Linked DNA regions of Homo sapiens: region 1 is linked to region 2. The links are chromatin contacts, found by Hi-C or POLR2A ChIA-PET in ENCODE. All regions are on one chromosome and are shown on one strand. Each heading gives the region's core, a stretch centred on a gene start or an enhancer-like site at or near the end of the contact. The rest is flanking DNA. Distances are from core to core; before and after follow the strand shown.

What was found. A loop is a pair of places that touch in the nucleus more often than their neighbours do. ChIA-PET counts read pairs that join two places held with the same protein, here RNA polymerase II (POLR2A). Pooled maps may share reads with other maps.
Region 1: a loop to region 2 is called in a pooled map, with 6 times the contacts of the local background. The contact joins two enhancer-like sites. A Hi-C loop is called at or near these places in 1 of 168 maps with a recorded cell type or tissue (aorta), 7 of 37 single-sample maps with no recorded cell type and 12 of 50 pooled maps. POLR2A ChIA-PET finds 5 or more read pairs at or near these places in 4 of 52 experiments (H1, activated CD4-positive, alpha-beta memory T cell, activated CD8-positive, alpha-beta memory T cell and 1 more).

What each region holds. Positions count from the first base shown.
Region 1 is chr11:16,985,219-16,989,843 of GRCh38, forward strand. The region is part of intron 3 of PLEKHA7 (pleckstrin homology domain containing A7); the gene reads right to left. Among named protein-coding and RNA genes, the nearest start is that of PLEKHA7, 27 kb to the right of the region's middle. RefSeq lists an enhancer at 1,237-1,686. Within about 2 kb of position 1,418, at least 17 of the 41 ENCODE cell types and tissues checked have a DNase peak (open chromatin) inside an H3K27ac peak, as active enhancers do.
Region 2 is chr11:16,899,034-16,903,644 of GRCh38, forward strand. All of the region lies in intron 3 of PLEKHA7 (pleckstrin homology domain containing A7), which reads right to left. Among named protein-coding and RNA genes, the nearest start is that of SNORD147, 25 kb to the right of the region's middle. Within about 2 kb of position 3,243, at least 7 of the 41 ENCODE cell types and tissues checked have a DNase peak (open chromatin) inside an H3K27ac peak, as active enhancers do.

The sequences.
Region 1 (4,625 bases), core at 168-2,667, 84 kb after region 2:
ATAAACCAACCCACTCCTAGGCACCTAGTTGTGTCCTTACATTTTGATTTCTTTACACATTGCTTTGTGAATTGCTGTTCATTTTACTGAATGTGAGGACAGGCAGAAATTCCAAGTACACTTGCTTCTCAACCTTTTGGCTAATATCAAGTATAGAAATTCCAGATACACAAAACTGAACTAGAATGGACCCTGCCTTGAAGAAATTTACAACAATGTGAGAGAGATGTAGACACAAAAAGGTGTAACATGAAGCAGGACAGTCACGTGAGCAGCAAATGCAGTGCCAAGAGTGCAAGGGGCAAGAGAGCTCTTGGGGTGGGGGTGGGGACAGCCACACACAACAGCTAGACAGCCTAAGAGGGGCAGGGAAGGCGGAACCACTTATCCATCCGTTCATTCCGCATTAACATTTTAAGTTTTCTTGCTTGAAGAAACACTGTGCTTGTTACTTAATACTGTGCTGAGTGCTGGGGACAGATATGTGAATCAATCAAACATAAAGATAATTCACAGGCTAATGAGGGAGAGACAGAGAGACATTACACAGACTAAGGTGATATGTGGCAAGAGAGGATGCTAGCATGCAAGCTCCATGCCCACAGGCACCCTCCTTTTGTTCACTACTGTACTCCTCAGTACAACACTGTCAGGCTCAGAAAAGCTTCTCAGTACATAACAAATGAATGAAAGCACTGCTAACTAAATGAATGAAAGCACAAATGGAGGGATATCACAAACCCTTGATGGCGGGTGGCCACAGATGGCTTCCCAGGTAATGCCTGAGTCTTAAAGGATGCATAGGAATTACCTGGATGGAAGGGGGCATTCCTACAAAAGCAAAGACAAAGAAGCAAGAGAGTGCTACAGCTTATGATGTTGTGGAGTGTGTTCAGGCCAGAGGGGAATGGTGTGCTTTAACAGGACACAGACACAGGAAGAGAAGCCCAAGTCAGGACACCTCTGAAGGCCCTCATCAGGAAGCATATCAGGATGAGGTATTTGGGCCCCTGTAGGGAGAACAGGATGGAGGCAAGAAAACCAGTCGGAACCATCTGCACCGCTGCAGATATGAGTTGGTGACAGTGGGGTCTTTAGGAGGCACCAGAGAAAGGACTAATCACAAGAATCTGTTACAAATCACAGGTGCAAGACCCCATGGAGAAGGGAGGCATCGAATGAGCCCAGACACATTTTGAGTACATAAGAAAAGTGCAGCCCCACCAGAGCCCTCCTGGGAATGCTGCAAAGCTGCTGGGGAGATGCCAGCAGAACCATGTCACACCTTGCCCACAGTCACCAAAGTGGGGACCCTACTGACTGGCTGGAGGCAAGGAGGAAGTCAGGGGAGAGAAACCATAAAAATTGCTCACTATTTATTTCACTTTCACTTTGAGCACACAAGTGGGGAGAAGACGCCCTGGCCCAGGAGTAGAGAAACCTGGCTGGAGTCCCAGCTGTCACCAACAACCTGAGTAACCTTGGGCAGGTGACTTCACCGCTGGGGCTCAGCTTCCCCATCTATAAACCAGAGCTTCCACCATGAGCCCCACCTCTACCAACATCCTGGAAAGGCCCCAATCAGATAAGTATCAGCTCTGCATAGCTTTATGTAGCACCTACTATATGATCTTCCTTGTACCAGGAAGGGAGGCAGGAAAGGGGCAGGCCGAGCCCCTGCCCAGAGAAGGTTTTAACAAGGTGGTCCAAGCAGGTACTGCAGAACACCGGCAAGGGCATTTCCAGCCACATTCTCCAGCCAGTCTTACTGCCCAGCCCAACCCAGCCCAGGGAAGGCGGAGAGGAAGCAGTGAGCTGTTTTACAATCCATCAAATTAATTGCCCCAAATGGGAAATTTGCAGGCCTCCTACAGCCTCCTGTGTATTCCATAATCTCCCATGGCCCTAATCTGCTGAGAAAGAATGTGTGGGCTGTAATCTTTTCAGCCCACTGTTCACAGGGGCAATGCCTTGGAAAAACCTCAGTCCCCACCAGTGATCACTCCCTCCCAACCAAAAGCCTCCCCGACCTCCCATCCCCCACACCCCCCACTGACCTGGTGGCCAGCCAAGGCCTGGCTCCGCCCCCCAGAAGCCAGCTAGGCCAACCTTGGCCTTGACTTTGACCTCGGAAAGGAGACCTGCCCAACCAGCTCCTTTGGTAAATACAACTTTTGCTCCCTCCTTTTCCTCCTTAAGACAGAACAGCCTGGCAGGAGGCAGAACCAGGAGAAATGGCTTCCGAGTAGAGACGCACCCTTGAGGCGTGGTGAAAACAGCCCCAGGTGAGGTGCTGGGCATTGGTTCTAACCTTTGCTTACCCTATCCCTGCTAGGAAACCCACTTCCCATCTCTGGACCTCATCTTCATTTGAGAAATGAAGGGAATGTAAAACAGCCTCCCAGGAACTCCTTACCCCACCCCTTTAAACAAGTTGCTTCTTTGCTTCTGCTGTAACCTTTGCCTGCTCCTTTTCCTGCATAATGAAGCCTCTGTCTAGGCCCAACTCAAATGTCACTTTCCCCACGAAGGCTTCCTGGATCCCTCCCTTCTCAACACCTGTCCCAAACTCTTTCTGCCTCCTACACTCAACTAGCCTTGAGGGCAGAGGATTCTTTTACTCATTGCTACTGTCAGGAAACTCATTTGATAACATATTTCAGAGAGCTCTGGACAAACCTAGGGCCAAAACCTATTTCATTCTCTAAAATACCTGGCATGGCACAGATCCTGGGTCACCACCACTGGGTGAAGTTTTCTCAGACAGTGTGTGGAAGGCCAGGCTCCCTGAAGTTGACTGCACCTGTTAATAACCAGTGTCTGTACCCTCTCTCCTTAACAAAGTGCTTTCCTACTCACTACCTCACCTACAGGGGAAGGACTGATGTGATCCCCTTTCACAGAGAAGGCAAATGTCTTGCCCCAGGTCAGGCAGCTGTAAGGGGCTAAGCCAGGATCCAAACCCAGGTCTCCTAATTCTGGTTCTAACTTTGTGTTCCTCCCACCGTACCTGAGGGAACATGCAAAGCTGAGCCTATTGAGAAGATCTGGGCTTGGAGAGAGATGCAATCTAAACCTCTCCTTAGGGCTGCCCTGGGAGCCACATCCAGAGCAGCCAAGGGACAGTCAGGAACTCTGGGCAGAGGAATGGCAGAAGGCATTTACTCCATACTCTCCACTGCCTTCCTGCCTTCCTTCCTTCTTTCCTTCTTTCCTTCCTTCTTTCTTCCTTTCTTCCTTTCTTTGAGACAGAGTTTCACTCTTGTTGCCCAGGCTGGAGTGCAATGGTGTGATCTCAGCTCACTGCAACCTCTGCCTCCTGGGTTCAAGCGATTCTCCTGCCTCAGCCTCTCAAGTAGCTGGAATTACAGGCACCCACCACCATGCCCAGCTAATTTTTTGTATTTTTAGTAGAGACAAGGTTTCACCATGTTGGCCAGGCTGGTCGAACTCCTGACCTCAGGTCATCCACCCACCTCAGCCTCCCAAGGTGCTGGGATTATGGGCATGAGCCACCGCATCCAGCCCATCCCATGCTTGATTACCTCTGATGATAGTGAACTCACTACATCCCAAATATTTCAGAAGGTATCGTTGTAAACCTGGGGCCAAAACCTTTCTCCCTGTAGCTTTCACAGAGGATGAGACTCTTCTATGTGGCAGCCCTTCAGATATCTGCAGCCAGCCCTCATGTCCCTGTGGGTCTCCTCTTTTCCATGTAAAATACCCCCAGTTCATTCAGCTGTTGCTTGGGAGACAAGGTTTCCAGTGCCCATCACAGTCAACCCTTCAGAAGGACCCCAAATAGCCACATCTTCCTCAAAGGGGTGACCCATGAATGCGCCCCAGTGCTCCATCTGTGATCTCCCCAGAGCAGAGCAGCACCATCACCTCCTGTGTTCTGGGGATGAAACTTCCATTAATGCAGCTTAAAATCAAAACCAAAACCCCTTTGTCCCAGAGCTAATTTCTCAGAGGGCCCTGGCCATGTGGGAGCAAGGACAAAACTCATTCTCTTTACCTTGTTAGAGTGGGAAGAGCAGGAACTCTGGAATCAGACCTGGACTAGAATCCTGGTCCTGTCACTTATTTACTGAGAGACCATAGACAAATTACTCACTCTTTCCAAGTTTCAATTTCCTCAGCTACGAAATGAGCTACAAAATGGAGAAAATTTTTACCTCACTAGATAGATTTGAAGAATAAATGAGCTAAGGTATATAACTACTTAACACAGACCAAGAACTTCCCCAAAGTCAAAGCTGGTAAGTGGCTGGGTTAGGATGACATTCAAACTCAAGCCTGCCACCCTAAAGCTTTGTGACCGTAAGTTCCACACCACAGCTCTACTGCTTTCATGTCACACAGTCCCCACTACACTGCATGTCATCTTTGGTTTATCCATCTCCCCACACTGGACTGTGAATTCCCTGAAGATGTCCTTGTTTTTGTGGCCCCAGGATCTGGCATGGTGCCACCTGGCACAGAGTAGGAGCTAATAAAGGCTGATGAACAAGTGATTATATGAACAAGTCAATTACACTGGCTACAAGAAGACAGGTGCCTCTTTTGGCCCCCCCGCCCCCAATGCCCACATAAGCTTTGTGGCTGTGTACTACACACAG
Region 2 (4,611 bases), core at 1,993-4,492:
TCAAGATCTCATAGGGTTTTTTGCGAATCTTTGCAAACGGATCTTAAAATCTAAATGGAAAAGCAAAAGGACAAGTATAGCCAAGAGCTCTTGGATGGTGTTTTCTAGAGTAAACAATATTTTGATTCAATGGGTTTTACTCTGGGGAAATGTGTTCAATATAGACAAAACTTTTGCATATGGCTGGGCGCGGTGGCTCACGCCTGTAATCCCAACACTTTGGGAGGCTGAGGCAGGCGGATCACCTGAGGTCGGGAGTTTGAGACCAGCCTGACCTACATGGAGAAACCCCCGTCTCTACTAAAAATACAAAATTAGCCGGGCGTGGTGGCACATGCTTGTAATCCCAGCTACTAGGGAGGCTGAGGAAGGAGAATCGCTTGAACCTGGGAGGCGGAGGTTGTGGTGAGCTGAGATCACGCCATTGCACTCCAGCGCTGGGCAAAAAGAGCGAAACTCCATCTCAAAACAAAACTTTTGCATAAAGGAGAAAATATGTTAATAAAAATACTAACAGGTGACTTCTAATTATGAGTGGAGAAAACTGGGTAATTTTCTCTGCCAACTCAGTGTAGGAATGAGGCCTGGGAAAGGGAAAGCAAACAAGAAAAGCAGACTGGGAAAGAGGTAATGATCTTTACTGAAGGCCCGCTATGTCTCAGGCACTGTGCTATGTACTTCCCATATGATTTTCATTTAATATTCATCACAAGCAAGTATAGTAGATAGCATTATTTCCATTATAGGGCAGGAAAACCTTTAGAAGGATAAGTGATTTGCTGAAAGGCAAAGATCCCTTATAAGTGGTAAGGGCATGAACTGAACTTTGCTCTTTGAGCTTTATACCATACTTGTGAGCTGTTCTTGGCCTGCTCTTACTGGTCCCAGGTGTCAGCAGGGAGCCCAGGTGCTAGGGGTAGGCAGGGAAGTGTCAGTGAGCTCACCTGGATAAGGTGTGGGGGGCAGGCACTTGGTGGTGCTGCTCCTCATCTCTCTCCCCTTTAGCTGGGAGGGTGCCTAAACCTTACTTGCAGACAAACACAAATGCACATAGTTAATGGGAAGGCCTTTAAGCCCCAGAGCATGTCACTGTCCAGCCAGAGAAATCCAGGTCACACTCCAAGTTGCTAACCTAATGTGTAATGGGAAAATAACTCTACACATTTAAGGCTCTCACAGGCTGTAAATCCTCAGCTTTACTCTGATTGCATGGCAGCAAATTCTGCTCTCAAACATACAGTTGGAACTCAATAAATTTCACTTCACTGATCCATAAATCTTGTTTAAAAAAATATATGCATGGTTCAGTCTGTCCTTAGCTCAGGTGGAAAGGAAGACACTAGAGTGAATTTTCATTCTGTTAATGCCTTGTAACTTTCATGAGGTGTTTTACTAGGTTACAAGTAGACTATGAAATTCTGGCATAAGCAATTATACTTGGACAATAAAATGGAACAAATGACCTACAGCATAGACACCCCATTATATTTCTTCCTTTTGCATTTATTCAACTTGACATAAGCACTCATCACTGCCTTCCAGATCTTTTCCCTTTAAATAAAATTGTACACAAAATTGTATACAACATTGTGATCATTAACAACTGGGTGGTCCTTGAACAAACTCAAAGGGCAAGAAAGAAATGAGAGGATGAAAGGGAGGAGGCTTTGAGGAATGGCTCAATTCCAACATCAGTTCAGTTCATGGACAAACACTCATGAGATCTCTCACTTTTTTCCCCCAAAAAATCTTTTTTCTAGGACAGAAAATCTCTAACTACCTCAAGTGGCATAACATGTGGAAGTCATGATTTTTTATTTTTTTTTTTTTTTGAGACAGAGTCTCACTGTCACCCAGGCTGGAGTGCAGTGGCGCGATCTCAGCTCATTGTAACCTCCACCTCCCAGGTTCAAATGATTCTCCTGCTCAGCCTCCCTAGTAGCTGGGATTATAGGCGCCCGCCACCACAGCCAGCTAATTTTTTTATTTTTAGTAGAGACAGGGTTTCACCCCATGTTGGCCAGGCTGGTCTCGAACTCCTGACCTCAGGTGATCCGCCTGCCTCGACCTCCCGAAGTGCTGGGATTACAGGCATGAGCCACTGCACCCAGCCATGATGTTCTTTTTGTATGACCCAATGGGATACATATTTTATGAAACATTTTTGGTTCCCTACTTATAAAAAATAATATATACTCCTTAGAGAAAAATGGAAAAAAGCTGTCTAGGAAAGCAGAGAGCTGAAGAAAAAATAAATCAGCTCTAGGCTCACCAGCCAGACAATAGGCTGAGAGCTCAATATTTAATTTTGTGCTAAATTAAATCCATTTTTTCACTTTACTATAGTGAAGACAAACTAATATAAGCCAAAAGTTTGAGAAAACTGCATGGGGGTTTATCCTTTCTCCTCTAAATTCCACCACTAGCAACTCATTTATTTAGGTAAGCATTATCCTTCCCAATATGTCTTTTCTCTTTTTTCGGGGGTGGGAAGGAACAGCTTTATTGAGATAGAATTCACATGTCAAACAATTCACTTAAAGTGTACAGTGTAGCTGGGCATGGTGGCTCACGCCTGTAATCCCAGCATTTTGGGAGGCCAAGGCCGGAAGATAGCTTGAGCTCATGAGTTCAAGCCCAGCCTGGACAACATAGCAAAACCCCATCTCTACAAAAAATACAAAAAAATTAGCTGGGTATGGTGGTGCACGCCTATAGTCTCAGCTACTCAAGAGGCTGAGGTGGGAGGATGGTTTGACCCAGGAGGTGGAGGTTGCAGTGAGTGGAAATCACACAGTGCACTCCGGCCTAGGCAGAAGAGCCAGACCTTGTCTCAAAATATAATAAAAATAAAGTATACAATGCAATGGCTTTTAGTATACTGAGAGTTATACGATCATCACCCCAATCAAATTTAAAACATTTCATTGCCCTAAATGGAAGTCCCATACTCTCTAGCGATCACCCCAGCTCCAGCCCTAGGCAGCCATAAATCCACTTTCTATCTCTCTGGATTTCCCTATTCTGGACATTCCATATAAATAGGCTTAGACACTAGGTCATCTTTTGTGACTGGCATCTTTCATTTAGCATAATGTTTACAAGGTTCATTGTTGCGTTCTTGTTGTAGCATGTACCAGTACTTCATTCCTTCCTATGGCCAGATAATATTCCATTATATAGACACACCACATTTTATTTATCCACCCATCAGTTGACGGACTTTGGGTTTTCACTTTGAGGATATTATGAATCATGTAGCTATGAATTGCGTACAAGTTTTTGTGTAGGTGGACATGGTTTCACTTCTCTTGGGTATATACCTAGGAATGGAATTCATGACTCATATGGTAACTTTACGTTTAACCTTTTGAGAACGTGCAGCTGGCTTCCAAGGTGGCTCCACCATTTTACACTTCTACCAGCAGTGCATCAGTGTTCCCACTTCTCTACGCCCTCACCAGCACTTCTAAAGTATCTGTCCTTTTTAATATAAACATCCTAGGGTGTGTAAAGTAGTATTTCATTACGGTTTTGTTTTGCATTTCCTTGATGGCTAATGATGCTGAGCATCTTTTCATTTGCTTATTGGTCATTTGTGTATCTTCTTTGGCCCAGCTTGTCTTTTAAACTGCAAGTACCTCTGGACAGAGACACTCCCTGAATTCAAATGTTACTTATTAGCTGAATTATCCTAGGCAAGTCATTTAACTTTTATTAGCTTCAGGTTCCTTCTCTGCAATGTAGAGATAATATTAACTACCCAACAGATGTGAGGATTGAAATAACACAGGTAAAGGACTTAGCAGACAGCTGGGCACACAATAAACAGTCAGCAAGTGACAGTTATTATTAACAACACCCTTATTCACACTTTACAATCCATAAATGCTTTGAAACAGCTCTTCCCATAAGGAGAGAGCCTAAGATCTGGGACAGAGAAGTTGGGAGCAAAGGGCAAGGGGAGCTCAAAAGAGTTGAATTAAAAGGAAAATGAAAACAATTACTTATGGGCCATTTTCACAGTCTTGTTTTAGTTATCATTGCCAAAGGTCAGCCTAGAGCCTACTCCTGCACCCTTCCAATCATGATGTAAACACCTAGTTCACTGTATTAAATCCATTTCTGTTTAGAAAAGCGAGAATAACTTCTCACTACTGCTACTGAACCCTGACTGAACAGGAAGGAAGGAAGGTCTTAGTCACAGCTCTATAATTACAGCCATGCACACGGCCTGGCATATAACATTAGGTGATCAGTAGCTGAAGTGAACCAAATGGAATCAATGAGTACATTAATGAATGGAATGAATAAATGGGCAAACAGAGCATGTTTGGGATGTTTGCTCAGTTAGGTGAATGAGGATCCCCTCATCCAGAGGGTCCCAGGGAAGGCTGAGATCAGTTCCCAGGACTGGCAGCCAAGGTTCTCATTGACCATCCATAACCCATCACCATTGCACAGACGCCTACATTAGAATATCTTTCATTTTTTTGTTGCCAACACTCAGGGATTATGGATTGTAGAGAATGCTGTTTTCCTGTATTTCTTAAAGTCATGAGAAGGTGAAAAGGCCTCCACTGTGCTTCTTGGCATATAAATAACTCACAG